Linked DNA regions of Homo sapiens: region 1 is linked to region 2. Evidence: chromatin loops called from intact Hi-C (ENCODE). Cell type or tissue: body of pancreas. All regions are shown on one strand. Each heading gives the region's core, and the rest is flanking DNA. Links, peaks and the distances in the headings are about the cores only.

Region 1 (16,517 bases), core at 3,252-11,251, 45 kb before region 2:
TGAAAGACAAAGGGTTCATCCACCCAGGGCAGAGGGGCTATGAGGAGGGAGAGGTCATGGGTCCCAGGAACAGAGCAGACCTGGCCTGTCTCCCTAGTAGACCCCAGAAGCCACACACATGAACCCAGAGAAGGATCACAGAAGAGTGTCATGGGGCGGGGGTCACTTAGATGGAATTTGCCGAGACTCTGGGCCTGAGCCTATGGAGCAGGGATGGCGGATGTCTCAGCAGCAACCATGTGGACATGTGTCCAATGAAGAAATGCTTTGCACACAGCCTAAGATTCCAGACCCAGAGAACAACCATGGGGCTATGGGTCAGGGAGGAGCAGGGAACACATCTTCAAGAACCGGGGTTAAGTTCCCCCCAGTTTAGCAGACTAGCTGATTTGTAAAACACAAAGTTAAACTTCATGTGCACCTGAGTTTGTGAACTGACATTTCCACCCACTGCACGTGTTCCCACATTGTGAGTCCTGGGGATCCAATCTGTTCCCGTTTTTGTTGGAGCAAGGGAGCCCACAAACTCACTAGAACCCATCTGCTGGGATGGGAGGTGGAGAGGAGAGGGCTGGCTTTCCCTCAGATGCCAGGCAACTGTTTCTAGGTTGCTAATCTTGCCACCTTCCCAGTTCCCTCAGCCCTGAGGAAGGCAAGGGCAGCCTGAGTTACCCCCATGAGTTAGGGAGCTTGGGGAAAACATGCACAAGTGGCCAGGAGACTGAGGGAAAGGAGGCTGCATGCAGGCTGGGGATTTAAAACCTTTTTGAGAATGATCTACTGAGCATCTGCTATGTACCAGGTCCTGGGCTAAAATCTGGAAGATAAATTAAAAAAAAAAATAGGCCAGGCACAGTGGCTCATACCTGCAATCCCAGCACTTTGGTAGGCCCAGGTGGTTGGATCACCTGAGGTCAGGAGTTGGAGACAAGCCTGGCCAGCATGGCGAAACCCCATCTCTACTAAAAATACAAAAATTAGCTGGGCGTGGTGGTGCGCGCCTGTAATCCCAGCTACTCAGGAGGCTGAGGCAGGAGAATTGCTTCAACCCAGGAGGCGGAGGTTGCAGTGAGCCAAGATCATGCCACTGCACTCCAGCCTGGGTGACAAGAGTGAAACTCTGTCTCAATAATAATAATAAGTATGCTAGAAAGCACTGTTTCAGAGCCTGGCACATAGTAGATGCTTCATAAATCCTATATACCTCATACTCTTCCTGGAAGGATACAAAGATGTGGGAAATACAGTTTCACTCTCAAGAATCCTAAGATTTTGTAAGAGGGTGAAGACTCTCATGCACAGCTCTCTACAACCCAGGTAAAACAAGATGAACACCGTAGCTCAGGCCTAAGGATACAATGGCTCAAGGGAGGGACAGAGAACACCTGGGTGAAGCTTCACTTTGAGGTACTGATATGGTTTGGCTGTGCCCCCACCCAAATCTCATCTTGAATTGTAGCTCCCACAATTCCCACATGTCATGGGAGGGACCTGGTGGATAACCGAATCATGGGGGCGGGTCTTTCCCGTGTTGTTCTCGTGATAGTGAAGAAGTCTCACAAGATCTGATGGTTTTATAAAGGAGAGTTCCCCTGCAGATGCTCTCTCTTGCCTGCTGCCATGTAAGACATCCCTTGCTCTTCCGCCATGATTGTGAGGTGTCCCCAGCCATCTGGAACTGTGAGTCAATTAAACCTCTTTCCTTTATAAATTACCCAGTCTCAGGTGTGTCTTTATTAACAGCGTGAGAACAAACTAATAGAGGTACCATGTCAATATTGAGGGTACATATAGGGGAGGTGGGAGGTGAGGAGGTGGACAGAGAACAGGACTCGTGAGAAGCTATTGGTAGACTGAGCCACAGGAGAATATATTCTGGCAGTCACTAACTTCCAGAGTGAAAGTTCACATGCAAATCAGTCGTTTGGAATTTGGAATGCATTTTCCCATGGGAACAATACCATACATGGAGGCTGAGATCTTAGGCCAGAGGATGGAAACAGATTTACTCCCACAGTATTATTCAACTAGGTTACTCATAGCATTACTTAGTTCAGAATTCAGGGAGATGGGAGCCCTGTGGCCCACCTCATTGTGGGGCTGGACCTGCCCTAGGTCAAGGTCTTTTTTGTCTTGGGTATGGAATGGTTTAGGAGGAGATTAAATTTGAGAAATCATAAAGCTGATTCTAATTGCATTTAATGGCAAAACTATCAGCTGACATACATGTGTAATTACATATTAGAGTATTCAGGAGAAAGTGATGAAATAAATTCTAAATTACTACCAAATCAGCAGGCAGGCTAATCTTAGAATTTCATGGTGGCCAAAGCAGTACTGTTTGATGTAAATGCCTCCTAATCCCTAATTCAATATGACTGCTGTCTTTATTAAAAAGGAGGGTTTGGACCCAGAGACAGACAGACAGACAGACAGACAGACAGACAGACAGACACACACACACACACACACACGACACACACACAAGGAGAAAGCCATGTGAAGATGAGGGCAGAGATTGGGCAATGTTTCTACAAGCCAAGGAGCTCGAAAGATTGCCTGCAAACCACAAGCAGGGGAGCAGCATGGAACAGATCCTCACAGAGCTCACAGGGAGGCCATCCAGCCAATACCCTGATCTCAGACTTCAGCCTCCAGAACTGTGAAACAACACATTTCTGTGGTTTAAGCCACAGACCTCTCCCTCCTCATGGCGCCCCTTCCCTGAGGGGATGTACCCTTTGCCTTTCACCTTTCTCCAAGACATTTTGTCTTCTCTAGGAAATTCTTTCCACCTCAGGGTGTCTTAGACTAGACCTATGAAAACGTAGTCCAGGAAGGGAGCTAGTATTTGGTGGGCAGCTTTTTTTTTTTTTTTTGAGATGGAATCTCACTCTGCTGCCCAGGCTGTAGTGCAGTGGCGTGGTCTTGGCTCACTGCAACCTCTGCCTCCCGGGTTCAAGCGATTCTCCTGCCTCCACCCCCGAGTAGCTGGGACTACAGGCACGTGCCACCACGCCTGGCCAATTTTTTGTATTTTTAGTAGAGACGGGGTTTCACTGTGTTCGCCAGGATGGTCTCAATCTCCTGACCTTGTGATCCGCCCACCTCAACCTCCCAAAGTGCTGGGATTACAGGCATGAGCCACCGTACCCGGCCTGTGGGCAGCTTTGATTTTCTGCTCTGTCACAGCCAGCCCAGAGACAGTAGTAACTTGTGGTACTTTGTTACGGCAGCCCTAGCAAACTAATACAGGTATTAGAGTACGGCAGTAGCAGTGGATAACTGACATGCAGCATAATCTCACCACCCTAGTAGAACTGACCAGGCCAGGGACCCTTATAGAAACAAAGGCAGCCAACTGCTGACTGAGCAGTGCCCTCTAACATGGCCTGGGGCCAGCGCTGTGACCAACAGCAGCTACCAATACTAACCACCCAATCAGATAGTGTTTCTTGGGGGATTTGAAGGGAGTGTAAGGCCCTCAAAGAAGGTGGACACAGGAGGCACTAAGCAGAGGCCATGGAAGAATCATGCATGAGGACAGCCTTCGAGAGGAGGGGAGAATGGAGACAGGCTTTGGGAGCGACAAGAGAAGCAGAGACTCAAGGGTGAATCAGAAGCCAAGGCAAAAATGGGCAAAGACATACCTATGATGGCGCCCCTTGGAGCAAGAGCAGTCCCACTGCCTTTGCAGGGTAAAGTGGTGCTCACATCTTTGCTTCTAGCGGCTGCCAAGCTGCCAGAGCTCTCATTTTCCCAATTAAGGTGCCAGCCTCCCGGACGCCTCACCTCCGCATGGAGCCTTGAAATGACCACTCACTTGCCAAGTACAGCACCTGAGCTGGTCTCTTCTCCCTGCAGCCCAAGAGAGTCTAACACATTGCTGCAGAGGCAGTAGAAAACATAGACAAGCCAAAACAAGAAAAGGAAAGGCAGGCACAGTGGCTCACTCCTGTAATCCCAGCACTTTGGGATGCCAAGGCAGGCAGGTCACCTGAGGTCAGGAGTTCAAGACCAGCCTAGCCAACATGATGAAACCCCGTCTCTACTAAAAATACAAAAATTAGCTGGGCATGGTGACACACGCCTGTAGTCCCAGCTACTCGGGAGGCTGAGGCAGGAGAATTGCTTGAACCCAGGAGGTGGAAGTTGCAGTGAGCCGAGATAGCACCGCTACACTCCAGCCTGGGTGACAGGGCAAGACTCTGTCTCAAAAAAAAAAAAAAGGATTTTTAAAAAAGAATTTATGCTGTGCCACCAAAATGTATGCATGTCAGAAATTGTACTTTGGCTAGGTGCAGTGGCTCACGCCTGTAATCCCGGCACTTTGGGAGGCCGAGGTGGGTGGATCACTTGAGGTCAGGAGTTTGAGACCAGCCTGACCAACAGGATGAAACCCCATCTCTACTAAAAATACAAAAATTAGCCAGGGTTGGTGGTGCACGCCTGTAGTCCCAGCTACTTGGAAGACCGAGGCAGGAGAATCGTTTGAACCCAGCAGAGGAGGATGCAGTGAGCCGAGGTTGTGCCACTGTACTCTAGCCTGGGCAACTGAGCAACACTCCATTTCAAAAAAAGAAAAAAGAAAAAAAAAAGAAAAGGCACCTGTAACCCAGAAACAACCACTGTTAATATTTCAGTGTTTATTCTTTCTCAAAGTCTTTTATTCTCTGCATATATTTTTATAAAATAGGGTAATACTATATGTACTGTTTGTAACATGGCTTTTCTTTAAACAGCTCTAAAAAAACATTTTTCTAAATAAATTAAAAATTGTCATTATATGTAGTGGGTATTCCATTGTGTGCAATGTGCTTAATCAATCTTCTATTGTTGCCAGGCAAGGTGGCTCACGACTGTAATCCTAGTAACTCGGGAGGCTGAGGTTGGAGGATCACTTGAGGCCCGGAGTCCAAGACCAGCCTCGGCAACCTAGCAAGACCCCATCTCTATGGCGCACACTTGCAGTTCCAGCTATTCTAGAGGCTGAGGCAAGGAGGATCACTTGAGCCCAGGAGTTCAAGACTGCAGTGAGCCATGATTGCGCCACTGTACTTCAACCTGAGTGATGAATTGAAACCCAGTCCAAAAAACTTTTTTTTTAAATCTCCTATTGTTGGTAATTTAGTTTGTGTCCAGTTTTAAAGTGTCTATCTTTTGATTTAACTATCCTACTTTTAGGACTATCTCCCACAAAAGTAAAACACTAGTTTCTTTTTTTTTTTTTTTTTTTTGAGACAAGGTTTCATTTCTGTTGCTCAGGCTGGAGTGCAGTGGCACGATCTCATCTCACTGCAACCTCTGCCTCCTGGACTCAAGCGATCCTCTCTCTCCTGCCTCAGCCTCTTGAGTAGCTGGGACTATAGGCGAATGCCATCATGCTCAGCTAATTTTAAGTATTTTTTTGTAGAGATGAGATTTCACCATGTTGCCCAAGCTGGTCTTGAACTCTGGACCACAAGCGATCCGCTGGCCTCGGCCTCCCAAAGTGCTGGGATTACAGCCTACTAGTTTATAATATTTACAGAGATGTTTATCACAATATTATTGATAATAGCAAAAATCACTAGAAACACCCTGGATGTCTACCAATATGGGGGCGGTTGAATAATCCATAGCATATTCTATACTATGAAATATTGAACTGCTATTAAGAGTGAGATGAAGTGAGATGAATCAATATTACTTGTCAAAATGATCATGATATGTGGCTAAGGGAAAATGTAGTTTACAAACTAATTGTGTAATGTGATTTTTGCTTTTTTGTTTTTACAGACTGGGTCTCACTCTGTCATCCAGGCTGGAGTGCAGTGGCGTGATCACGGCTCACTGCAGTCTTGACCTCCCGGGCTCACACAATCCTCCTGCCTCAGCCTCCTGAGTAGCTGGAGTCACCATGCCCAGCTAATTTTTAAAAATATTTTGTAGAGACAGAGTCTGCCTATGTTGCACAGGCTGGTCTCAAACTCCTGGCCTCAAGCAATCCTCTGACCACAGACTCCCAAAGTGCTGGGATTACAGATGTGAGCTGCCACGCCTAGCCTGATTTTTGCTTTTAATTAAAATTTTGTAAATGGAGGTGGGAATCCCTCTACGAATTTTTAATTTGTAACTATTCGTATCTTCCTAGGGAAAATAATAGGAAAAAAACTCACAAAACTGTTAATATTGCTCACCTCAGGAGATGGCATTGGAGATATTTGCTTAGTTACAAGAATATGTATGGATTTTGCAACTTGAATGACACAGTAAGAAAGAACACCATGCCCCAGTGCAGGATTGTGGCAGGAATTTGAATCTTTAATTCCTTCAGGCACCGGGCACAGATCGAGACCATCCTGGCTAACACGGTGAAACCCCGTCTCTACTAAAAATACAAAAAAATTAGCCAGGCATGGTGGCAGGTGCCTGTGGTCCCAGCTACTCAGGAGGCTGAGGCAGGAGAATGACGTGAACCCGGGAGGTGGAATTTGCAGTGAGCCGAGTTCGCACCACTGCACTCCAGCCTGGGCGACAGAGCAAGACTCCATCTCAAAAAAATAAAATAAAAAAATAAAATTCCTTCAGGGTGCTTGCAAAAGATAGAACAGTGCAATGAAAAAAATCAGACCCAGCAGCACTACTTATTACAACATGACCTTGAGTGAGTCATTCACCTCACTGGGCCTCAGTTTTCTTGTCTGTAAAATGGGACAATAGCAATCTCTACCTGTCAGAGTTTGTGTGCAGGCAGTCAGGAAATATAGTCAGTAGGCATTAAATTTTTTTCACACTGTTAATCCAGTTTATAAGTGATACCTTTTTTTTTTTTTTTTTTTTTTGAGATGGAGTTTTGCGCTTGTTGCCCAAGCTGGAGTGCAATGGCGCCATCTCGGCTCACTGCAATCTCCGCCTCCCGGGTTCAAGCGATTCTCCTGCCTCAGCCTCCTGAGTAGCTGGGATTACAGGCACACGCCACCACGCCCGGCTAATTTTTTGTATTTTTAGTAGAAATGGGGTTTCACCGTGTTAGCAGGCTGGTCTTGAACTCCTGACCTCAGGTGATCCGCCTGCGTCAGCCTCCCAAAGTGCTGGGATTACAAGCATGAGCCACTGCGCTAGGCCAGCGTGATACCATTTTTAAAAGTGTTAAGTGAAAAGGGTAAAGGATCTATTGAAGCCCCTTTGTAAGCATGTGAGTTCTGCTTGAGAAGCCACCCCCGGGTTAGCTCTTCTAAGCTGCTCATAGCTAATTCCCTTCCTTCATCTCCACTTCCCTTTGGGGTTTGGCGCAGTGATGATGGGGTTTCTGAAGATGAGGTAGGGCAGGGGTTACACAGTGACCACTGGGAAGTTGGGGACTGGCCGCCTCTGGAACTCCAAGGATTGATTTTCATGGTTAGCAAACAGCTGAGAGTTCTTTGGGAAGCTTCAATGGTGAAAATGCTATTTTTGGTAAGAGGGTAAGAATACAGCCCCTTCTTGTTTAGCCATGGTCGTGGAATCACGGTGGGGGCGTGCCTGGTGCATGGGCTCCTGAGAGGCAGGCCCCGTTGGGCTCACCCCCATTCCTGCTGCCATTCCCTCCATGGCCTCAGGGTGGCGCTGCTCCCTCTCCAACTGGGGCCATCTATTGCCACCATGCGGCTTCCCAGTGAAACCCGCTATTAATAAGAAGGAATGAAAAAAAAAAAAGAAAGAAACAAACCTGCCAGAACTTTCCAATCACACTGTCCTAAAAGCTGAGGACTAAGAAAACGAAGATAGATTCAGGGGACACCGTGAGTCAAAACTTTAGTTTGCCAGGTCTGACTTCTTTCCTGCAGCTCTTCGCCCTCTACCCAGTCCATCAGGGACCCCAGGACTAGGACTCCCTAGCTCCCCACTTACAAATTAAGCCCACCAACATTTGTGGGGCGCCAGGCAAGAGAACGAATGGAAGCTCACATACTCTATGTCTGCATATTTTCAAGTTGTTCAGTCAAGCTGATAAACCCTTAAATGAAGTATGCTCCATCCTTCCGCCTTGAGGTAGATACCTTCATAACCACCTAAAAGACCAGGTTGACTTTTAGGATTTTCAGCCTCCTTGGAGATCCATTCCCCTGGCTCTCCACTTCTGGCCCCAGGTCCACCCACCCACGCTCATCCTTTCAGATCGTGAGGAGCCTCACATACGTGTGGATACTCCAGCTCACACATCCAAGCTTCCTCCACACCCACACCCCTTACAACCCTGAAAACAGCTACCCCTTGGCCACTCCTAGTACCTAGCATGTGAACACAGGTAGTGAGGTCCACTCTTGGGAAGAGAGACCTAGAGAAAATGAAGATGCCCCGCAGGCACAGAAGAGGGCTTGCTGTAATTTGGACAGAAACTCTGGGGTCCTGGTACACGGAGCCTAGTCTTGGGTGGGTGTATGGACTCCCTTTGTAGAAAGGAACATGGCCCGAGGAGGTGCACAGCAGGAGCTTCTCCTGCTCTGGGCCCAGGGGATGGGGACAAGGAGAGATGACATCCTTAACTCCCTCCATCCCTCAGGAGTGCCCCTGGACATCGAGACTCCTGGAAATCTGGGTTGTGACAGGCCAAGTCCCTTCTTAATTCCTCTTTCCTGCTGTGGAGCCCCCTCATGTCCAATGATTGGCAGCAGGAAAGACCTCACTCTTCAGACAAGACCATAGTATCTGCCCTTGAAGCCTTTCTCTTTCAGCCCTCAACAATATCTCAATAAAAACAGCAATCCAACGTTGGACAGAAGCCTGCAGTAATGGGTGGTGGCGCAGAAGCCATCCTTTCAAGGGCACAGAGTGCCATTTCTCTCTCAAGGGATGGATAATTCCTGCCTTAATGCAACCTTCATCTGCCTAGTCACCAGCTGATGGGAAAGCAGCTCCAGCGAAAGATAAGGGCTCTTTGCCTGAAATGAAAAATTCATGAAGGAAGACTAGGAATGGGGCACGCAGAGAGCTGCCAAGTTGCTGTGCTCTGAGGACCTGACAAGAAGCTCAAAAAGCCAAATGGAAATTTTCTCTCCTCTCCAGCATCTCCCATCATGCCCTCTTCCATGTTTGGGGCTCTCTTCTCTGCTGTACCTGGTCACAGCTCTGCAGTCTCACCAATGCCCATATGCCAGGGGATCCAGGAAGAGGGGTACATCTGCCCACCCAGGCGAGCCACTTGACACCCACTCACATCCTCACAAAATGTTCGCTGTGGCTAGACAAGCTGGCATGGTTCTGACCACCTACCTGCCTAGACCAGACCTGGAGGAAATCCAAACTGGCTATTTATTTGTCCCTGGGAGACGCCTACAGATTACTTCCTGTTCCAATTTTCTGACCCACAGATCTGATCAAAATTCGTTAGGTTGATCATTGGTCACAACTCATAACTTGGGAAGGCAGCCCTGAATTTCTTGTCACAATGTTGGGCAGACAGTGGTATGGATGAAATGAAAGGGGAAAAAAACCTCTTGAACCATGAATTGGAGAATTTAACTCTCTCATAGGGATGGGCTTGAGAAGTACGACCGGCTACCCCATAATATACAGAATGGCACAGCAGTCGCAGGTGCCATTCCAGAGATGGTGGGTTCGAGGGCAGTAATTGATCCCCAGAAATTAGGTAGGAGGGCAGGCTGCCATCGCAGAGGAATCTGCCACCAAGGAAGTCCACCAGACTCTACTGTCAATGGGAAATGGGAAACTTGAGTCTCCTATTGCAGAGCCGCAGTTCCTTCTTCCTGCTGCAGGGTCCGTGGCCGAAGGAAAACCTCATTCCACTGTCCCCTGCCCAGGCCAGCTGTGGAACGCAGGTCCTCCATGAACTTGGGGGCCCCTCTTGGTCTCCCAGTGCATTGGCTCTTGGTTCCCAGGTCTTCCAGGCATTTATGCAGCCTTTTCCATTCAAAGCGGGAACTGGATTCAGACAGCAGTGTCTCATTGAAAAGCTTGTCCCTTCAACACCAGCCCCTAAGAACCACTCCAAGGCCTTTTTTTTTTTTTTTTTTTTTTTTGAGACAGAGTTTCGCTCTTGTTGCCCAGGCTGGAGTGCAATGGCGCGATCTCAGCTCACTGCAACGTCCATCTCCTAGGTACAAGCAATTCTCCTGTCTCAGCCTCCCAAGTAGCTCAGATTACAGGCACCCACAACCATGCCCGGCTAATTTTTTTGTATTTAGTAGAGACAGGGTTTCACCATATTAGTCAGGCTGCTCGTGAACTCCTGATCTCAGGTGATCCACCCACCTCGGCCTCCTAAAGTGCTGGGATTACAGGCATGCACCACCTCGCCCGGCCAGCCTTTTTAAAAAAAAACACTAACTCCTCCCAAAACAAAGAGTTTTTTCGCTCATTTTCTCCATACTAGAGCTTTACCATGAAGAACACAGATATAAAAACCTAAGGACTTATCTGCCCTCTGCCCCATCCCAGCACAAACAGGAAACTCATGCTACAACAAAAAGACAAAACATAGGTCACATTCTCAATGGGCCACCGTGATATACACAGAAGCCTAGCACTTAAGACTAAAGCCCCAAGTCCAGGTGTAATCTGTTTCTTCTTTTATGTGTAGGAAGTTGTTTGAAGCTTTTTCCTCCAGATTTTAAGTGATTTGTGTTCACTGTGGAACACTTGAAACGTATAAGAATAAAGACAAAGGGGGGAAGTGTCCATCATCTCACTACCCAGAAGCAAACTATTAATATTTTTTAAATATTTCTTTCCTAGTTTTGTCCTGTGCCTTTTTAAGTTTCATTTGAAATCAAGACTGTATATGCAATGTGGATCGAGAGTATTTTATACAGCCATTAAAAAAAAATAATGAAATCATGTCCTTTGCAGCAACAGGAATGCAGCTAGAGGCCATTATCCTAAATGAATTAATGAAGAAATAGAAAATCAAATACCACATGTTCTCAGTTATAAGTAGAGCTAAACAATGGGTACTCATGGACATAATGATGGAAACAGACACTGGGGACTCCAAAAATGGGGAGGGAGGGAAGGAGGGAGGGAAGGATTGAAAAACTACCTACTGGGGGCCGGGCATGGTGGCTCACGCCTTGTAATCCCAGCACTTTGGGAGGCCAAGGCAGGTGGATCACCTGAGGTCAGGAGTTTGAGACCAGCCTGGCCAACATGGTGAAACCCCATCTCTACTAAAAATACAAAAATTAGCCAGGCGTGGTGGCATGTGCCTGTAATCCCAGCTACTCGGGAGGCTGAGGCACGAGAATTGCTTGAACCCGGGAGGTAGATGTTGCAGTGAGCTGAGATCACACCATTGCACTCCAGCCTAAGCAACAAGAGCAAAATTCCATCTCGGAAAAAAAAAGAAAAAGAAAAACTACCTACTGGGTACAATGTTCACTATTTGGGTGATGGGTTCAATAGAAGCTCAAACTCCAGCATTATACAATATAACTCATGTAATAAACCCGCACATATACCTCCTGAATCTAAACAATTCAAAACAGATCTGTATTTTTTTTTTCTGAGACAAGGTCTCACTTTATCACCCAGACTGGAGTGCAGTGGCACAATCTCAGCTCGCTGCAGCCTCAACTTCCCAAGTTCAAGCCATCCTCCCACCTCAGCCTCTCCAGTAGCTGGGACTACAGGTGTGCACCACCACACCTGGCTAATTTTTGTATTTTTCTGTAGAAACGGGGTTTTGCCATGTTGCCCAGGCTGGTCTTGAACTCCTGGGCTTAAGCAGTCTGCCTGCCTCAGCCTCCCAAAGTGCTAGGATTACAGATGTGAGCTACGGTGCCTGGCCCAAAAAAGATAATTTCAAAAAGAGTATTTTCCCAGGGCAAACATATTAATAGCTGCCTAACTATTCATAATATGCCTGTGCCATAGTTTGCATGATCAGGAGGCTGAAGCTACACCAGTCAGAAGTGACTGAGCTTGCAGTGAGGGAACAGTAGGCCAGGCTTCAAGGAACTGGAGCAGGCAGAGCAATAAGGTTTAAGCTCACGGCTACCACCAAAGCCTGAGGTTATTTCAAAAATAGGAATGCTGGAAGATACAGCACACAGATGGAAAGAAATCTTTTGAACCTGAAGGCTGAAAGGAAAGCTGGCTAGGGTCCTGAGGCTATGCTGATATCCAGGAAAAAGCAGAGTGTGTGAAGAAGGGTGTTAAAGGCCCCAAGTTTGCTGTTTGTCAGGAATATAAAGGTTGTTCGGGCATTCGGGCAGAATGTACCCTACAGGTAAGACTGGAGGAAGTTATGGAATTGATTTTCGTTTGTTTTTGTGTGGGGGGGTGGGTTTTTGTTTTGTTTTTTGTTTTTGTTTTTTGAGACAGGGTCTCACTGTGTCGCCCAGCCTGTAGTGCAGTGGTGTGATCTTGGCTCACGGTAGCCTTGATCTCCCGGGCTCAAGAAGGGAGTATTAACTCCACTTCAGCCTCCTGAGTAGCTGGGAGTAGAGGCACACAACACCACACCTAAGTTTTGTAATTTTTGTAGAGACAGGGTTTCACCACGTTGCCCAGGCTTGTCTTGAACTCCTGGGCTCAAGCGATTCACCTGCCTCGGCCTCCCAAAGTACTAGGATTACAGGCGTGAGCCACCGCACCCAGTTGGAATTGATTTTTTAAAAATACATTTAGGAAGGCCAGGGGTTGGGGAGTGGTTCTAAGACTAGCAATAAAAGAATAGGAGCAGTTTCAGAAGCTGTTCGATTATCACATGAGCATGAGAATGTCAAAGAAGAGACGCTAAAGCCGGCCTGTCTCACCTTATTGATTTCCGGTGCTTACTGAATGCATTACTTTTATTGGAGAATAACTTCCTTTTCATTTTCTTTTATCTTGCTCATTTGAGTATGTCAGGTCTGTTTAATCAGTCACAATTGCTGCTGCTTTTTTTTTTTTTTTTTTCAGACAGAGTCTCACTCTGTCACCCAGTCTGGAATGCAGTGGCATGATCTCAGCTCACTGCAACCTCCACCTCCTGGGTTCAGGTGACTCTCGTGCCTCAGCCATCCAAGTAGCTAGGACTACAGGCGCACGCCACCATGCCCGGCTAATTTTTGTATTTTTAGTAGAGATGGGGTTTTACCATGTTGGCCAGGCTGGTCTTGAACTGCTGGCCTCAAGTGATCCCCCTGCCTCAGCCTCCTAAAGTGTTGGGATTACAGGTGTGAGCCACTACGCCCGGCCAAAAATTGCTGCTTCTTGATAGAGTATGGAATTCCTTTCTTTTGAGGTCAGGTTTATTTTTTCTTATTACATATGAAAAATTTGCTCATAACCAAAACTCCTAGAATATAGAAAAGCATGAAGTATAAGGAAGTAAATAAAAATCACCAGTAATCTGACTACCAAAAGATAACCACTGCTGACATATTAATATAAGTCCTGCCAGACTCTTTTCCTATATATGCGTTCTCAACTAATCTCTGCCTCTCTCTCTCTCTCTCACACATGCACACACACACAGACACACACACACACATCACATCACACATATAAACACAAAGAGAAAGGGGAGTATTCATACTATACATACAGTTTTTTTATTGTTGTAAAACATAAATAACAAAATTTACCATTTTAAGCATGTTTAGGTGTACAGTCCTATAGCACTAAGTACATTCACATTGTTATACATCTATCACCACGATTCACTTCCAGAACTTTTTCATCTTCTCCAACTGAAACTCTGTACCCATCAAGTCAGTGGTCCCCAACATTTTTGGCACCAGACTGGTTTCATGGAAGACAATTTTTCCACGGACAGGGTGGGTAGCGGGGATGTTTTCAGCATGAAACTGTTCCACCTCTGAAACCACCTTCTGCTGTGCAGCTGTGCAGCTGTGCAGCCTGGTTCTTAACAGGCCACGGACAGGTGCCAGTCCATGGCCCAGGGGTTGAGGACCCCTGCATTAAATAAGAACCCCCATTACCCCTCCCCCAAGCCCCTGACAACCACCATTCTGCTTTTTGTCCCTGCATAATTTGGTGACTTTAGGTATCTCATCTGAGTAGAATCATACAGTATTTGCCCTCTTGTGTCTGGCTTATTTAGCATAATGCCTTTAAGCTTCATCCATGTTATAGCATGTGTCAGAATTTCCTTTCTTTGTATGTATTTATATATAACATTGTGTCCTTTTTTTTTTTTTTTTTTTACACGGAGTCTCATTCTGTTGCCCAGGCTGGAGTGCAGTGGTGCGATCTCTGCTCACTGCAACCTCTGCCTCCCGGGTTTAAGCGATTCTCCTGCCTCAGCCTCCTGAGTAGCTGGGACTACAGACATGTGCTACCACGCCCGGCTAATTTTTTGTATTTTTTGTATTTTTAGTAGAGACGGGGTTTCACCGTGTTAGCCAGGATGGTCTCGATCTCCTGACCTTGTGATCCGCCCACCTCGGCCTCCCAAAGTGCTGGGATTACAGGAGTGAGCTATCGCGCCCGGCCAACATTGTGTTCTTATATTTATCTGTTGATGGACACTTGGTACAAATAGTTCTTTAGGCTGCTTTTTCCACTTAATATATTCTAGACATCATTTCATGTCAACAAAGTAAAATTAAATTATTATTTTTAATGACTATTTGGTATATTGCTCAACAGATATTTTATAAGTTATTTAACTAGATTGCTAACAATGAACACTTGATTATTTACAGTTTTTTTGCTTAATAGACTTTTCAGTGATGAACAATCTTTCCAATTTGTATTGAGAAACATATCACACAGGAGAGCATATAATGTATATGTTAAGCTTCAAGAATGCTAACAAAATGAACAGTCTGTATCCTACTCCCAGCTGAAGAAATAGAGTATTCTCAGAACCTCAGAAGCACCTGCAGGCCCTGCCCCATCTCATTGCCCTCTCATCCCCCGAGAGGGATCACTATTCTGATTTTTGTGTTAACCATTCCCATGCTTTTCTCTGTAATTTTATCATATGAGTATGTACATTCCTCCCCAAAAATATACAGCCTAAATGTAAGTCTACTGGATAAAAGAAAAAACATGGGTGCTATGGGCATCTTGGATCCTGGCCTTCCTTTCCAGACTCAATGCATCCAGTTATTTCCAGCTCAGAGAGCCCCTCCTCCATCATTGGTGTGATTCTCCACCTCCTCCTTCAAGGAAATCCTCCTTCCTACTAGGTTGTTATCAGTTTAGAATACCCCTCCACCTCTGCCTCTACTCCCATCCACCCGTTATGGCAAACTCATTTAGAATCATTGTCCATAGCACATTTTCCAGAAATGTTAATTAAGGGTGTAGAATAACACCATATTAGGAGGCTTCAACAGAATTGTCCAGGGCAGACTTGGGCATCCCCAGTCTCACCACTTGGGAGGTCCTGACCTCTGGTGTATGATATGCCTCCTCTTCCTCCTGAGGGCCTCTTGTTTCTTTTCCTGACAGTCTGTAGCTTACTCTTGGGTAAAATTAATGCCAAACACTCCCTTCCTAAGAACAAACAATGATCTTAGACATTACATTGTTTTAATGCACATGAAGGAGGCATTTCACTAAATGCAGCATAATTGACTAATATCCCTTGTATTTCAAATGAATATAGGCTTTTCCACAATTTTCCAGAGAAGTTTTAGCTTCCCCACTTTGCCTCACCCTCCTTATGTCTATACAGACTCTAGCTTTGGTTATCTTCAAGCATGTGCTAACTCTTTCCTTCCAGAAGCCCCCCATGATATAGAAATAACAGCACTCTGCTTGCTTCTGTCCTAATGCAGGATCCCAGGGAAAAGGAAGACTTCCTTGGTAATTGCAGAGAATGGAATCTGAGGCTAGTATACTGGTATTATCTACCATTTACATAATACCTGCTATGTTCCTGGCACTTTACATACATTATCTGAAGAGTACATTTTATTACTTTTGCACATAAGGAAACTCGGGTTCAATCATGCATCCAAAGACATTAACGAGTGAATGATTGATTCAGAGTTTGGACCAGGTGTGTGCATCACTAAAATGTTTGTGTTTGTGACCATTCCTCTATATCCTCTCTTTGGAAAGAGAAAGCTATGCAATATTTAGGATTTTTTCCCTGAGTTTCCTAGATCTGCTGTAACAAAGTACCACAAACCTGGGGGCTTAAAACAACGGAAATTTGTTCTCTCACAGTTCTGGAGGCTAGAAGTTCAAAATCATGGTTCCTTCTGAGGGGTATGAAGGAGGATCCCTTTCTTGCCTCTCTCCTCTCTTCAGGTAGTTGCTGGCAATCCTTAGTGGTATTGGTTTGTAGATGCATCATTCCAGCATCTGCACTTGGCCCTCTTCCCTGTGTATCTCTCCGTATTCAAATCTCCTCCTCCTTTCTCTTATAAAGATACCAGTCTTTGGCCTTAGGGCCTACCTTAATCCAGTATGACCTCATCTTAACTTGATTACATCTGCAAAAGACCCTATTTCCAAATAAGGTCACATTCACAGATACCAGGGGTTAGGACTTGAACATATATTTTGGGGGGACACAATTCAACCCAATACCTTGGGCATCCTTGTCACCAAGGCATTCTCCTATCATATTT
Region 2 (16,517 bases), core at 5,184-13,183:
CACAGCATCACTCCATTTGTCCTGCCTTTGGGCGTCCAAGAGGAAGCCTGCCCTTTGTCACAGCACTTTCTGTTTGGGTAGCTTTAAGTGTCTCACCCCTTCTTTTCTCTCACCCCAGGAAAAACCAGCTCTCACACCTGCTCCTCTGTAAAGCGTCTTCCCCAAGCCCACACGTAATTTTGTTGCTGTCCTTGAAAGTATTTCCCAAGATCTCCAAACCGCTTTAAACTTCCAAGGTCTGAGCCTGACCTGGCCTCGCTAACAAAGGGTTCCACTGATGCCGACTCTAAGAAGAAAGTTTTCAAGGTTCTTCGTATTTGAACTTTCTATGGCTAGGCTTATGTTTAAAATAACCACACTGATTTAAACATGGTCTTATAGTCTTCAGTGGCTCCCAGGTCTTGCCTCTCGGGTTTTTTTTCCTCTTTCCTTTGAATGTGCCTTAACCTTCGTCTTGCTTTTATTTACCTCTGAGTCTGGTTTAGAGCCACCTGGAAATTGAATGGAATCTTTAGTCTATTAGTCTAATCTAGAGTCCTTACCTTCTGGCCTTTGCTCATTGCAGAGCCCCCACATTATTAGTCAGTTGTACCACAGATACTGTGTTACATAAGGTGAGGAGAGGGAGGTGGTGTTATCAGTTCCACTTTTTCCAGGCTAGAGTGCAGTGGCCCGATCTCGGTGCACTGCAACCTCTGCTTCCCGGGTTCAAGCGATTTTCCTGCCTCAGCCTCTCATTTTATCTTGGATAAAAGAGAAGCTTTGAAAGATTGCCTCCCTATGTGTACAGTCACTGTAGGCATGTATTTGTGTACTGTTTACTTAGTCATGTCAATGAGGGCAATAAAAAACAAAAATCAGGAAGCCCAACATGGATTGCTACATTTTAATTCTTTCAAATAAGGAAATACAGCAGGGCTTGGTGTCACTACGCCTGTAGTGACAGCACTTTGGGAGGCCGAGGCGGGCGGATCACCTGAGGTCAGGAGTTTGAGATCTGCCTGATCAACATGGTGAAACCCCGTCTCTACTAAAAATACAAAAATTAGCTGAGCATGGTGGTGTGCGCCTGTAGTCCCAGCTACTTGGGAGACTGAGGCAGGAGAATCACTTGAACCCAGGAGGCAGAGGCTGCCGTGAGCCAAGATCGCACCACTGCACTCCAGCCTGGGCGGCAGAGCAAGACTCCGTCTCAAAACAGCAACAACAACAACAACAAAAACAAATAAGGAAATACAAAAGCCCTGTCATCTAAAAAGATATTTTAGCCTGGGTGCGGTGGCTCACACCTGTAATCCCAGTACTTTGAGAGGCCGAGGCAGGCGGATCACTTGAGACCAGGAGTTCGAGACCAGCCTGGCCAACATGATGAAACCCCATATCCACTAAAAATACAAAATATTAGCCGGGCATGGTGGTTCACACTCAGAATCCCAGCTACTCGGGAAGCTGAAGCAGGAGAATCACTTGAACCCGGGAGGCAGAGGTTCCGGTGAGCCAAGATTGAGCTACTGTACTCCAGCCTGGGTGACAGAGCAAGACTGTGTCTCAAAAAAAAAAAAAAAAAAAAAAGATATTTTAGCACCAAAAATGTTGGAAGATCAATATCTCAGATTAAAGAGCACCTTCTAACCAGGACATATTTAGCTTACTAAAAAGGTTGAGTTAATGGCCATTGAATTATGCTGTTTGGGAGGGCCTAAAGTCGAGGATTCTACTCAAGGAGAGGTTCCTCTTTTGCAGTTTCCTTAAACAATGCTCGTTACTCTTTTTCTGGGAAATCAGGCCATTGATTTAGTTTAGTTAACCTAACTGCAGCAGCATTTGGCGGGGCTTTGCGCCCAGTTTTTCAGGTGGTACAGACTACACAATGTTGATATGCAATTGTAGCACCTTATAGTGAGGTGAACTTATACTGGAAATCGTTCTTTGAATCCTGAAGCCTGGATTTGTCATGTTTGAAGTGCCACGTTTTAGTTCTTAAGGACTGAGGAGTGGGAGGGGGCTGAGGTGAGACCCCAGCAACCTGCTGGAATTAAGTAAGGCTCTTCAGTGGTATTTACACATAAGTTCTTTGGAAGCATGTACTTAAACTTACTAAATCCATGATTTGGTATGCCCGGTAATGGCCCAGATGGCTTCTGAGATACAGCATGACCTCTCTTCCGTGTCCCCACCACACTTTTTGCTTTCCTCGTGTAGCACCATCACATTCATTTTGTGCTATGGATTTCCCAATCCAGGGCTGAGGATGTGTCCTTGAGGTTCCTTGGGTTCTCATTAGATTACAAACTCAGACGTTTTGGTTTCGTGTTAATGATAATTGAAAATGTTTTACAAGCCTGTCCTGGAATGTTGGGATACCTAATTATAATATCAAGGTGCACCCACGTCGTCTCAGTGCCTCCCCCGTTTGTATGTGAATTTCTGATGAATTGAAGCCAGGTAAACCCCACTATAGAGAAAAATACAGAGATGAACTTCGCGCAGAAAAGATATGAGAGCATCATGTGAAGTCAAATGATACCACACAGCACTGTGTAAATGAAGGCTGTAGCAGTGGTCCCAGCGAGAAAAGGAGTGTGAGAATGGACTTGTCACACTGTACCTGTCAGTGTAGGCTCTCGGGATCCATAGAACCTGCCCAGGCACAGGCAGGACCACACTGACATTGTCTGCAGGTATTTCAGGTCTGAAAAATGGCATTAGTCTCATTACATTAATGTAGCTCATCTGAATTTACTGTTTGAGTAATTTTATGTTTTTATAAATGTGCCTGGATCTCTGTAATCGTAAAAGTGCCAAAGGAAGTTTATGCTCCATACTGAGTACTATTTGTACTGTTTGTGCATTTTAAGAAATAATATAATAAATAATAGTTGGATAAAAGTAGTTTAATTTAAATTTAAGAATGGAACACAAAGTAATGTAACCAGGGGCATCTGGCAGGACTAGTTTTTCCCCTCAGAGGAAGCCATTTGGTACCTGAGTTTGAAAGACCCCAGTGCAGGAATCGAAGCTCTGGGAGGCAGACAGAGGTTTCCAGTCATGTTTGTGTCATTCATATGGCTCCTTTCCATGTGCTGACCATTTGAGAAATATTAGCTGAGTTGAAGAGTTAATTGACATAATTGGTTTTCTGCCTTGAGGTCCTGTCTGTTCGGACCCTGAAAGTGATAAAGTTATTTGGAGAACTTGAGAAACACTCCCAAAGAGAGTGACAAAAGTTACTTATGGGTTTGGGAAAGACACTTTACAGGGGAGCAGGTACAAGTCATCATACCCGTTTGTACGTGCAGCCAACACTTACCTTCTACATTAATGAAAGGAAGACTTCCAAAACTAATTTCTCTGTTTCTTTTTGTTTGTTTATTTTTGGAGTGAGTGATAAAGGTTTCTTGTTGATATTTGCGTGACCTAAACTCTTGCCAGAATTGCAGTAGCTGGCAGCAGCCTCAAGTTTATTTTCCACAGGCAACTCATCAGCCCAGGGACAGTAGAGGCTTGATCGCAGCTGAAAGTTGGGGTGAGCTTGGGCCTTTGTGACTAGCAGGACTGTTTGTCATATTGCTAAATAATCACTCATTCATTTATTAGCTTTTTATTCTGGGAATTTTAAAGATATACAGAAGTAGAGAGAATCATATAATGAACCTCCAAGCCCCACAAAACCCATCCCAGCTTTAACAATAATCAACTCATAACCACTCACATTTACTCTGTCTTCCTAGCTACTTCTCCCAGCTCACATTAATTTTGAAATAGATCCCAAACATCATATAGTTGCATCTGTAAATATTTCCATGATAATTCTTAAATATAAAGACTCCTTTGTTAAACACCCATTATTACTCTTTGAAAAATTAACACTAATCCTTTAATATCATCAAATATCATCATTGTTCAAATTTCCAATTGTTTAAAAATGGCATAAGTGTTTTTCTCCTTAAGCTTAATTTTTGTGAGTTAGGATTCAAGTAAGGATTAGACATTATGATTGATTGCTCTACCATTTATGTCTCTTTTAAGCTATAGGTCCCCTTTTCTTTTCTTTTTTCTTCTTTTCCCTGTAATTTGTTGGAGAAACTGGGTAGTCTGTCCAGTAGAGGTATTTGTTTACTTTTGACAGATAACGCATTCATGTGTTATAACATTCAAAAGGTACAACATAGTAAAGAGTGGAAAACTTCCTCCCAAGAAGCACTCAATGTTACTAGTATCTTGTATATTTTTTCAGAGATCTTTTATGTGTGTCCCAGCAAATGTGTATGCATCTATATTCTTTTTCTTTCTTTTTTATATAACTGGTAGCATATTGTACATGTTGTTCTGCTCCTTGTTTTAGTCACTTAACATGGAATTATACATGTTAGCAAATTTCTTGTTTTTTCTTTTTTGAGACAGTCTCACTCTGTCACGCAGGCTGGATTGCAGTGGCAGGATCTGGGCTCACTGCAGCCTCCACCTCCTAGACTCAAGTGATCCTTCCACCTCAGCCTTCCCAGTAGTTAGGACTACATCACACCCAGCTAATTTTTGTGTTTGTTGTAGAGATGGGGTTTCACCATGTTGCCCAGGCTGGTCTCAAATTCCTGAGCTCAAGTGATCCACCCACCTCAGCCTCCCAAAGTGCTGGGATTACAGATGTGCGCCATGGCACCCAGGCAAATTTTAGCAAATTTCTACATATATTGTTTGGCATCCTATTACTTTTTCTCATGTATTCAATTATGTCATTACTATTTCCTAAAAATTGAGGGACATACAATATTCCTAGGATTATGTGATTGTGCTAGAGTCCTCACAGCTGGGAAATGTTCTTTTTTCTCATTCAGAGAATGAGAAAAATTCAGAGTTCAGCAGGCATTTATTGAGCTCTTTCCCTGCTGGACGCTGTGCCAGACACTCTGTCCTGAGGAGTTTCCCTGGGGCCTGAACACCCTGTGCCCCACTATGGGCCATAGAGGAGGCTTTCCACAGTGCTAACTGAGCTTCCAACCCCTTCCAGCTCCTTGTGTGGCCTGAACTGTATTCACACTGTAGACATTAGCTTCTCAGGTTCCAAATATCCTGGCTGCAGTTCCCTCCTCTATTCTGATCATGTAAATAAAGTGCTTGCTCATTCTTGTCAATGATGTTGACAAATGTACCCTTCTAAATAGTGGGATGATGGAAAATGCCGAGTAGATTATAGCCAAGGATATTTTTCCCAATTTAGAAAACATAGTTCCTTTCCCTCCATCTATCATTAATATCACCCATCAGTCTATTTATTGACTCTACATATAAATTCTGGATGTTGCACTGACATCGCAAGAGAAATCAGCACTTTGCCACAAAAGAGCTTATAAGAGGAATGCAGATTTCTTTAAGTCTCTTATGGATGAGCAGAGAGGCCTCATGGAGCTTCTGTAAAGCTGAATTATCAAGGCTGAAGTGATCAGAATCCATCCAGCTCTGCAAACAGCTTATAAGATGGATGGGTGCCTTGCTTCTCTGTATTCCTAGAGCCTCACCAGGGCCTGGCACAGGGAGGGTCCCTGGTCCTCAGTTTCCTTGCCTGCATTAATAGTAACTCACAGCGGTTGTGAGCACCAAATGAGGTAATGTCGGAGGATGCACTTTGTCAGTAAGTTAGGCATTCAGTCTTCACTGTCAACACAAATGCATTCTGTGACATGTTTGAGGAGTAAATGAGGTAATGTATTAAAATCACGAACACTTTATAAACGATAGAGCTACACAAATAGGACATTTTCTTATCATCCAGCTTTGTTCCTTCATTTAAAGTTATCATGATTTGGCCAGGCTCAGTGGCTCATACCTGTATAATTCCAGCACAGTGGGAGGCTAAGGTGGGAGGATCACTTGAGGCCAGTAGTTGGAGACCAGCCTGGAAAACATAGTGAGACTCCATCTCTGCAACAACAACAACAACAAGAAATTTTAATTAGCCAAGTGTGGTGGCACATACCTGCAGTCCCAGCTACTCGGGAAGCTGAGGCAGGAAGATCACTTGAGCCCAGGAGTTCAGAGTTGCAGTGAGCTATGATTGCACCACTGCACTCCAGCCTGGGTAACAGAGCAAGACCTTGTCTCTATAAATTAAAATAAATAAATAAAAGGCGGGGTGCAGTAGCTCATACCTGTAATCCCAGCACTTTGGGAGGCCGAGGTAAGTGGATCACTTGAGGCCAGGAGTTCAAGACCATCCTGGCCAACATGGTGAAAAATATAAAACTAAGCTGGGCATGGTAGTGCACACCTGTGGTCCCAGCTACTCGGGAGGCTGAGGCATGAGAATAGAATTGCTTGAACCCGGGAGGTGGAGGTTGCAGTGAGCCAAGATCATGCCGCTGCACTCCAGCCTGGGCAGCAGAGCAAGACCCTGTCTCAAAAAATAAGTAAATAATAAAGATACAGTGATTTAAAGATAACAGTATCAGAGCCAAAGAACAATACTAGATTCTAGGATGAGAGTCTTTACCCTAACTTATGGTTCACAGATTTAATATTTTGTCTGGGCAGCCGGTAGAGGAGCTTATGGTCTGGAATGGGAGAAGGAACGTGTGTGTGATCCATGTTACCTGTAGAAGACATTTAAATTAGCATTGATCATGATTGCTCACAGGCAAGTCAAGACCAGACTAACCAGGCTTGAGGACCCAGACATTTGGCTCTGGACTGGGATCTTCCAGCCTTGGTGAATGAAGTCTCTCCTTTGTCTTCTCTGGTGAGCACACCACTCCCAAGTTCACATTGTGTTGTTAATTTTTTTTTTTTTTTTTAAGAGACAGGGTCTTACTCTGTCACCCAGGCTGGAGTGCAATAGTGCGATCATAGCTCACTGTAGCCTCAATCTTCTGTGCTCAAGTGATCCTCCCACTTGCCCGAAGCCACACAACTAGTAAGTAGTGTAGCTGCAGTTCAGGTCAAATCTGTCTGTGTCCAGATCCTGCAAGTAGCCTCTCTACCCCACCACCAATGTACATCTACAGAAAGCATCTCAATGAAGCAGAAATCTTTGTAGAAATATTTTTCCATTCTCCTTAGATGTTAAAAAGGAACCTTATTGGCCAGGCAAAGTGGCTCACGCCTGTAATCCCAGCACTTTCGGAGGCTGAGGTGGGTGGATCACGAGGTCAGGAGTTCGAGACCAGCCTGGCCAACATAGTGAAACCCTGTCTCTACTAAAAATACAAAAAATTAGCCAGGTGTGGTGGCGGGCACCTGTAATACCAGCTACTCGGGAGGCTGAGGCAGGAGAATTGCTGGAACCCAGGAGGCGGAGGTTGCTGTGAGCTGAGATGTGCCATTGCACTCCACCCTGGGCCACAGTGAGAGACTCCATCTCAAAAAAAAAGGAACCTTATTTTATAATTTCACCAGCCTTTTAATCTAGGTTAAACTACAGTTAATGGTATTGAGTTTTATATTTTCTGGACCAAATAAGCTCATGTCAGTTGGAGAATACCATAGACAATTTTGTTGCATTGTATATTTTGGAGAGAATAGCAGAAATCATGAGTCTTCTAATGGTATTTCAGTATTTAACTGAATGTCAACAATCAATGGGTAGATTTCCATCTACTTTCTATTTGCGGGCCTTTCCTTTCTTCTGCTACCTCCAACATCCTGTTTTAGCTTTGAATATATTTCTTTATTTGTGAGACAGCAGTTTCTGGAGTAGATCTTTGAGCCCAGTGAGATGTTCTTGAGACAAATGGGGAAAGTGTGAAAGAAATATGCCTTGGGACAGTAACTCCTCTGAGCAGTGGAAAGTGAAAACTCTCATTTTTGGATGGATAATTATTTGCTTGAACTTTGAGATGTTCTTTAAATATCCAAAAGCTGCTGACAGCCCAGGCCACAGTGAGCTTTCTCTCCTGATGTACAGTGGCGTGGCAATTACTCATAAAGGCCTGTACCTCTCCGCCCAATGTAATAATCTGGTAAGAAACTTCTGTTCAGAGAACCACAATGATAATGCTTTAGGTTAATGCCACAGACTTAGTCAATTAGTAAATATTTACAGTGTCCACTATGCACTCAACACCCTAAATTTAAATTTGTGTAGAATTTAAACATGAGGACTGAATTACAAGTACATAGGTCAGAACCCCCAACAGAGATGAAAGAGATATGAATCATCACTTTTATGCAGAGAAGAGACTAGCAAATGTTCTAGTTATAGAGGGTGGTTACACAGTGTGAAGGTGAGAAATAGTATGATTTTTAGGGCCTGGAGGGGATGGGCCCCCAGTGAATATCTTTGTATGGTTCAGCAGGTTGTACAAAACTAGTTAGATGCCATCAAGGGCTTGCAGTGGGGCTCAAATGGTGAACGTCAGTGCTTGTCCAACATCGCCATGGGTCAGGTTACTTGTAGCCAAGTAAATGCTTCTCACACCTATGACCTCACTTCAGCCCCTCATATGAACAACAGTGCACAGCCCTATGCGCACAGCCAAGGCAGCACCTGTGTAGCGTCATTTTCCAGGCTGATGTCTGGAATTCCCCTTGTAAGTAAAGCACTGAAGCTTCATTCCATAATGACTCACTGCCACTGCTCCAAAACACACCCCTCTTGTCCATCTGCCCATTTCCTGACCGCCCAGCATTCTTGGGCCTTGGCTCAACTGTGAGCCCAGCCTGACGTCTGCATCCACCCCTCCTTCTCACCTTCTCTTCTATTCCATCTCTTCCAGTGGTTCCCAGCTTTGAGTCCACCTCCTTCTTCTTTCTGCCTCCTTTGTTTGAACTCCTCTAGTATTTATAGTTGGTACTTCAGAGTTTAGTACTTCATTATATACAGATTTGTTGTACTATTTTCCAATTGTTTTATGGATGCTGTGTATCATACTTCTTTCATAGCCCCCACAGAGGTTAGAGTGATGTCTTTCGTCCCTGTGGGGAGTGAGGTGGAATGTCAGGAGGGCGTAGTTTGCAAAACATCCCTCCCAGTGGTACTGATGCCTTTTCGCAGGTTCTGTCCTCTTCATTTGCAAGCCACTGCTTTATCCACGAGGGTGCTCCCTACTTATGCCAGTGAATTAATTTTTGGTAAGTGGGGTAATTTTCTTTCCTAATCTCAGAGTAATATTTCTGCCATTTTTTATGAAACCATCTTCCTTGATGGCCAGTTCCTTGCCTCCCAGGAAACTGATGAGGAGGCAAGACGAATGTATTGGGAAAGCCCAGCGGAGGAAGAGCTCCTGAGGAGTGAGTGGCGTAGCTATCTGCTTCATGTGGGGCGCTCCTGCTCTGCAGTGTAGAGTATTTTTTAGGTGGACTAGGAGCAAATGCCTGCCTGATACAGGCAACGTTTGCACAAAAACCCAAAGGAAGAAGGCTGCTGGTAGGCTAGGGGTGGCAGGTGGGATTGCCCTTGGGCTTTAAAGAAGGCTGAGAAAACTTACTTCCAGAGTGGGAGGCAGGAGGAGTGAGCCTTGGAACAATAGTGGAGTGTTTGTGGTGGACGGACGGGAGAGAGGAACACTTGAGGGCATGAACTTACTTCTGTCTCTTTACTTGAAAAAGCAATCCACTGAGCTAAGACCCTAAAATACATCAACCCAGAGGGCTTCCTTTCGAGTTTTTAGTTTTTAGATCATTCGGTATCCTCAATGCAAAGATGTGATAAAGTCAAGCTCAGGACTACTTGGGGACCAATTCTCATCCTCCTCATGTGTTACAATTCCTTAGCAGTTGCTTTAAAACTAACATTTTTCTAATCTTGAAATATTTAATAAAGCAGCTTTCTGCTAAAGAGCTGAAAGCATTTTACGAACCTTATCTTGAGGATATCCGTGCATATTTTATTATTTTAAGTCATTTTTTTTAGCCTACAGAATTTCATCAACTTCTTTCCTTCAGTTACACGTAAAGTAACCTCCCTTCCCCCATTTTATAGAAGAAAAAACAAATCTTCATAATGTTTAGATAATTCACCCAAGGTCACTTGGCAGAATCTGGAATCAAACGCAGGTCTCCTGGTTCCAAAACCTTCGCCCCTGTGTCATTCAGTTATATCACATGGACTCTTAAGTTAGGCCTCAAAATCCTCCAAAAGTGCAAGTGATCTGCCCAGAGCTGTACAGCACAGAATGTTCAGGGGGGTAAGGGTTGGAATAACTCCAGATGGCACTGGAGACAAGTAGTGTAGAGACACAAATGGGATCCTCTCCCTCCTCTGACATCCAGAATCCAGAATCTCTGGGTCTTTCCACTTGGGTTGTGACCTACAAGTTGGGGGCAAAGCTCTTTAGCTCTCATAATCAGCAGGACTGATGGCGGAAGCTGGGCAGGGCTCCCTGGAGGCCCAGTGTTGGGCTGGCATGTTCAGCACCAGATAGGTGCCTATCTCACAATATCCCTTTTTCATTTCAGGCACAGATGAATCCTTCATATTTATCTGGATTTAGCTGGTAGCATTTGTCTCCTAAGACTTGGTCACAGAGGAATCCATGTGACCTTCAGGCCTTCTGCTCTAAACTGGCAGGAGATCCTGTTTCTACTCACAGCGTCCGAGGTATTTATAAAACAGAAATAAGTAAAGCATGCCTCAAAATGCTGTGCACACTATGTACTGTTGCCCCCAGAACCTTCTCTTGGTCTTGGAGGGCAAGGATCACAGAGCTTTTTCTGCTGTCTCTCCCTGTGTAACAGGGTCTGGTGGCCGAGCCCTGAGGGGCGCTGTTGCTCCCAGGTGGCAGAATTCAGCATCAGAGAGCCACACAGCTGAAAGAGATGGATGGGTGAGTGACCTCAGCTTTGCCCAGCTGGGGTGAGTGGGCCGAGCAAGTCTCTCCTTTGGCAAAATCATCTGGGCTTGTTCTCATCCCTGCTGAATTGGCAGGGGAGGAGAGGGTCGTGGCCCATTGGTCATTGGTCGGGTTTCCTCACAAATGCCTGCCATGGTGAAATGCAAGACTGTTAGAGTGATAATGGGCTGCACGTGTTAATGCTGTCATCACGGGCCCCACAGTGTGTATTAGCCAAGTACTGGGGGCACTGGGAGCCTTGTCTGCTCCCAGTCGGCGTTGGGAAACCAGAACGCTCAGGAACGGTGAGTCCCAGTTATTTTTATTTTCTCATTAACTGAGAGTAGCTGTAAGTCCTTTTCTGTTGCAGGTCTGGGTGAAACTTTCTTCTTTGCCTGCCTTAGGGAGTTAGATGGGTTGAGTGGTTCTTCAGGCAACGGTTGTGCCAGGCACTGGGTCTTGCCCTCCCACCCCCATCTCCATTTCCTCCTTCTGGAAGCTTATTTCCAGACATAGAAGAGTGGGTGGCATCTCTATGGTGCCCAGGACAATCAATCTGGAGATGCCCTCTTCTTCAGTTGTATCCTTCTCTTAAAAATTCCAGTAAACTAGGCACTTGAGCTCATTGGGTTCTGGTAAACTGCAATTTTGCTTCTGATATTACAGAATTTAATTATGGTGTAGATTTTTAAAAATATGTTTAGGATAAATCTCACAATTCATATGCCTGTTCTCTTAGAAAATCTAGAACCTCCCTAGAGGAAACACCTGGCGTAAGATTTTTTTGTTTGTTCTCAGGTATGGATTCATGGTTTCTCAGTGAAAGAGAAAACAATTTTGCCTGTGATTTTACTAAGTGCTTTACCCATTCGTTCTCTCATAGCCAGTACTATTCTTTCAGCAGGGTTATTTGCTAGTGGAAGAGGCCAGCTTCCTTTCAGTATTTTAGTAAGGGCACGTAAAAGTGCCCGATTAAATGTTCCTGTTTAACTGGTGACTCAGTCTTCAGACATTTTTAGTTTGGTAACTTTCTTTGTGGAAGCTCATGGGTTAGTAGCCATTCCTGACATTTAAATGTGAGGTTCACGTTTTCCTGCATTGGGTAACTTGACTCCCCCTGAGAACTTGTAGACTATTTTCTGAAATTCCAGCAGATTGAGTGTGTGACCTTATGACTTTGTGGAAGAAATATGGCTAAATAAAACTGTTATCACATGAGTAGGTTTGCACAGAAAGACAATTTCAAGGACTTATCTTGAATACAACAAAGGGCAACCTTGCCGTAAATACATTTAATTATCTGTCAATCCCTCCAGTTCTCTTCTACTAAATTGTGTGTGACTTGATGATCCCTTCACCTTGTAGGACCTGGTTTGTAAGAGATGGACTGGATCAACCAAGGGCTTTATCCTTCCTTGTTATGGTAACCCACTCCCGCCCTTTCAGGGCAGTCCCTGGCTTGAGTTAGTTAATGTTCAAAAATCAGTGTTTCTCAGCATCTCTGGAAAACAGGATTGGCCCTATTGTTTCCAGGGCTTTCCCATCCCTTCTGGCTTGAGGTGGTGGTGGTGGTGAGAGGAGGTCTTTTTTTTTTTTCTTTTAAACAATAGAGACGGAGTTTCTCCATGTCACACAGGCTAGTCTTGAACTCCTGGGCTCAAGCAATCCACCCTCCTTGGCCTCCCAAATGGCCAGGATTATAGATGTAAGCCACTGTGCCCAGCCGAGAGGTGGTCTTTTAAAACCCAGAGTATTGGCCAGGTGCAGTAGCTCACGCCTGTAATTCCAGCACTTTGGGAGGCCGAGGCAGGTGGATCACCTGAGGTCAGGAGTTCGAGACCAGCCTGGCTAACATGGTGAAACCCCGTTTTTACTAAAAATGCAATAAATTAGTGGGGCATGGTGGCACCCACCTGTAATCCCAGCTACGCCAGAGGCTTGAACCCAGGAGGCAGAGGTTGCAGTGACCTGAGATTGTGCCATTGCACTGCAGCTTGGGCGACAAGAGCGAAACTCCATCTCAAAAACAAACAAACCCAGAGTATTTGAGCACCGTGATGACTCCATTCCACAGAACCCTCTGTGGGAGGACACGTGGTCCTAGACCAACACCGATTTGCTAAAAGGTGGGTCTGTGAGCTGCTGGCTAAGGTGCTCACTCACCTCATTAGACCTTACCGAGAGTGAGAACAGGGCCGGGTCGCCAGGGCTGTGCAGTTCCCGAAGCCTCCTGGCTATGTTCTGAGGCTCTCCCATCCCATGGCAGTGAAAGACTCAGAGGACACAAAGGCACAACTCAGACGGGGATGGCTAGGCCTTCTCCCCAAAATCATCTGGGCTTGTTTTCGTCCCTGCAGAATGGTTTTTTTCCCCCTATGATGGCTCTGACTAATTTAGTTAAATGGCAGATAAAGTGGGGAGAAGGTGGCCCATTTCCTCCTTACTTTCTCTCCAAGGGTGTCATGTTGCCCACATTTAAGGTTGACCACTTTTATCTGGTGTAGCAAGTTCAATAGTGACCCTCCAAAATTTATGTCCCATCTGAAACCAGTGAATGTGACCTTATTTGGAAATTGGGTCTTTGCAGATGTAATCAAGTTAAGATGGGGTTGTACTTTTATCTAAGCTGCCACCAAAGAGGCTGAAAAATCAGAATGACATGGGATGGAAACAGACCATGTTTTTGGGGTGGTGTGCTGTGGCCTTCTGCTGTCCTTCTCCTGACATCCTCACAGGGTACTTTGGGGGACAAAGTTTTATCTCAGGGCATTACAGTTTGCTGGGAGATCCAGGCTAGGCAAGAGGGGATTTTTACCTGCAGGGAAGAATGGGTAGTCTTTCCATGGGCAGGAGAAGCCCCTCAGCAGGAGAGGGGTGGTGTCAGGAGCAGGGGTTCCAGCTGTGCACTGCCAAGGATGCATTTTAGCACAGAAAACAAGAACAATGCATCTTGGAACTGTTTATGGGACATGATGATCACCACTTAGTATCCAGTGATTTATTAAGTCTAACATGGTTCCATTTTAGAAGATATGGTTCCATTTTAGAAGAATCAAGAAGAGTATGTCCTGGAATTAATTTTAAACTCATTGGAGGAGGCCCAAGCAGTTAATCAGCTAGTGAGTTCATTGCTAATGAGACTTGTGTGTCAGTTAGGAAGGAGTATGTTTTGTGGTCGTTTCTATCTGTCAACTTAGGTTGTTTACTGAGGCAAAATGGAGGAAAGTTTAATAGTGGAGATGGTAATAGCGAATATTTTGCGGTAGTACCCCAAAATATTAAAAATACGGTAGTATTGTATGCCGGCATTGTTTTAAAATGCTCTTTATGTATTAACATGTTCAGTTTACAGATGGTGTTCAGAGGGATTAAGGAACTTGCCCCAGGACAAACACTGTGGCTGGATTTGGCACTGGCTGTGTCACTGCAGGACTGGACCCTAAATGAAATTTACATCTTCAACCAGATGGAATTGGAACAGAGAAATCCTTTAGGGGTTTGGTTTGGTTTTCCTTGAGAGGTATTTGCCTTAGGACCCATAAGTATCAAAGCTTGTTGTGCTAGGTCCTTGAGGGTTGCAAGGAAGAGAGATCTCCCCCTCCCCCAGCTGTCTGTGTCCTCTGAGCTCTCTCACTTTGCTGATAGCTAAGAGGAAAGGAAAGGATGGTTCTGATAGCTGAATCACAGAGGCAAAGAAGCCAAGCCAATAAGTATTTATTCACAGAATGCAATTTGTATTATGTTAAGAAGTCATCTGTGGGTGTTCATGTCAGTTAGCTGTCATCTGAATTGATGGGAGCGTGTCTGAGTAACAAGGGTCCTTTCAGAAGGAAGTGGCAAACGGTCCCTTCAGCCACTAAGGACAGGAGCGTGGAACTCCTGAGTCATGAGAGGTAATTTGGGCATATTCTCTCACCATTCTAGAAGCTAGAAGTTTGAAAACAGGTTTTACAAGGTTGGCTCCTTCCTTAGGCTCTGAAGGCAAGACTGTTCCCTGCTTGTCTCCTCTTCTGATGGTTGCCAGCCATCCTTGGCATTGCTTGCTGTAGATACGTGGCTCCAGTCTCCACTTCCATCTTCACGTGGCCTCCTCCCCTCTGTATCTGTGTCTTTGTATCCAGATTTCACTTCTTCCAAGGACACCAGTCATGGGGTTAGGACTCCCTCCAACGAGTACGACCCCATCTTAACTTGATTACATTTGCAAAGACCCAATTCCAAATACCGTCACATTCACTGGTTTCAGATGGACATGAATTTTGTGGGGAGGGTCCCTATTCAACTTGCTACACCAGGTAATGGGTTTCCTTTGTTTGGGATCTCTCTGCTCTGTTTGTTCGTGCTTTCCGCACTGTAAGTTGTGTCCTGTCAGTGAATATTGGTGTTCCAAGGCTGAAAGCATCACGATCCCATGCAGGTGGAATGAATATGATGAAATTATTGGCACAGCTGAAAGAAAATATATAACTGTTTAATTTATTTGAAGAAAGAACAAAGGCCCTGAGGGTTGTTAGTTCTTAAGAATTTTACTGTGTAATCATCTATGAAGTAGGCTGGAAAATGGCCGTTTTCTGTTACAAAGTACAGCGATAGTTTTTTCCTGTGCTCTTTAGCCGAGGACCGCAATTCTGTCCCTAGAATCTCAGACATTTCTAGCTGAAAGAGACCTTTGGCATCATCTACTTCTAATCTAACCTTCTCATTTTACAGATGGGGCCTTTAGGGCCCAAAAAGATTAAGTGCCTTGATTCAAGGTCATCAGCCAGGAAAGGGCAGAGCAGACACTAGGACCCAGGTCTCAGAGCCCCCAGACTGGAGCTTTTCCCAGTGCAGTGGCAGTTTCTCACTCTATCTGTGCCTCCATCTGAAAATAATGCTTTTAGCCAGGGGAGAGCAGAAAGAGGCATGGGAGACACAGCTCAGGCCTTCACCTCTGGTGGAAATACCAGTCAAGCTTGTCTTAGAGACCAGGGGCAACACTGGGAGCTCCTTTGGTGACTAGATGTTGGGCATTTGGTAGCACCTTGGTTTCCTTTGTTAATGCGGACTATAAATGGAATTCTGACTACCATTTACAGCACCTAAATCCCATTCATAAAATGGCAGGGAAGGTGTGGGCTAGCCGACAGAGAAGGGATTGCCACAGGGACACAGGAAGCCCAGCCCATCATGAAGGTGGAGCTGGGTTTGGGGTGGGGGTAGGGAGACGCTTCCTTTCCATCTGCGACATACCCAGCCCTCCAGCTGTTCTCTGTGACTTCTTTTCCCTATCTAGGCTGCCTGATGTTCATTTTAACTGGATTTCACCTGTCTGGAAAGTGGGGAGGGCCACACAAAATAATACAATGGAATCAGAGTTTGCTGTATCTAGAACAAGTTCAGAATATTAATATATAGTGACAAGTCAGACTTGGGGAAAAAAGAATACCATAAAACAAAATGCAGCAAGATAAAGTGAATGTGAAAATTTTTCTTCTAAAATTACTTATCTCCTCATTTAATACCTATGTATATGCACGTACATGCACACACTCATACTTACACATGCTTCTACATTTTATACAGTCGTTCCTGTATATCCTTGGGGAAATAGTTCCAGTTCCCCTGCAGATACCAAACCCACAGATGATCAAGTCTGATATAAAATGACATAGTATTTGCATATAACCTATGCATATCCTCCTATATACATTAAATCATCTCTAGATTACTTATAATACCTATTACAAAGTAAATGATGTAAATAATTTAAAT

Evidence for each region. Hi-C counts contacts between places; a loop is a spot of excess contacts. Peaks named below come from ENCODE experiments on the same cell type or tissue, not always from the same donor. Only the 100,000 strongest peaks of a DNase experiment are listed, where the experiment ranks them.
Region 1: it touches region 2 in a loop (3-fold over the local background); 9 of 110 quality-filtered maps call a loop at or near these places.

Annotation. Positions count from the first base shown.
Region 1 is chr15:89,050,107-89,066,623 of GRCh38, forward strand. The region is part of intron 1 of CARMAL (coronary artery disease region linked MFGE8 regulatory lncRNA); the gene reads left to right. It also overlaps a transcript of ABHD2 not described here. Among named protein-coding and RNA genes, the nearest start is that of CARMAL, 17 kb to the left of the region's middle. RefSeq lists an enhancer at 9,229-9,729. In body of pancreas, for the core only: a CTCF peak has its summit at 7,581 (motif pointing right); a DNase peak (open chromatin) is centred at 7,595.
Region 2 is chr15:89,093,514-89,110,030 of GRCh38, forward strand. All of the region lies in intron 1 of ABHD2 (abhydrolase domain containing 2, acylglycerol lipase), which reads left to right. It overlaps LOC124903573, which reads right to left and starts at 13,019. Exons shown (of 7, transcript XM_047433432.1): 1 at 12,927-13,019; 2 at 10,099-10,241. The coding sequence starts at 13,019. RefSeq lists an enhancer at 8,156-9,355. In body of pancreas, for the core only: no CTCF peak of the experiment used is centred there; a DNase peak (open chromatin) is centred at 8,568; H3K27ac peaks cover 5,299 bases.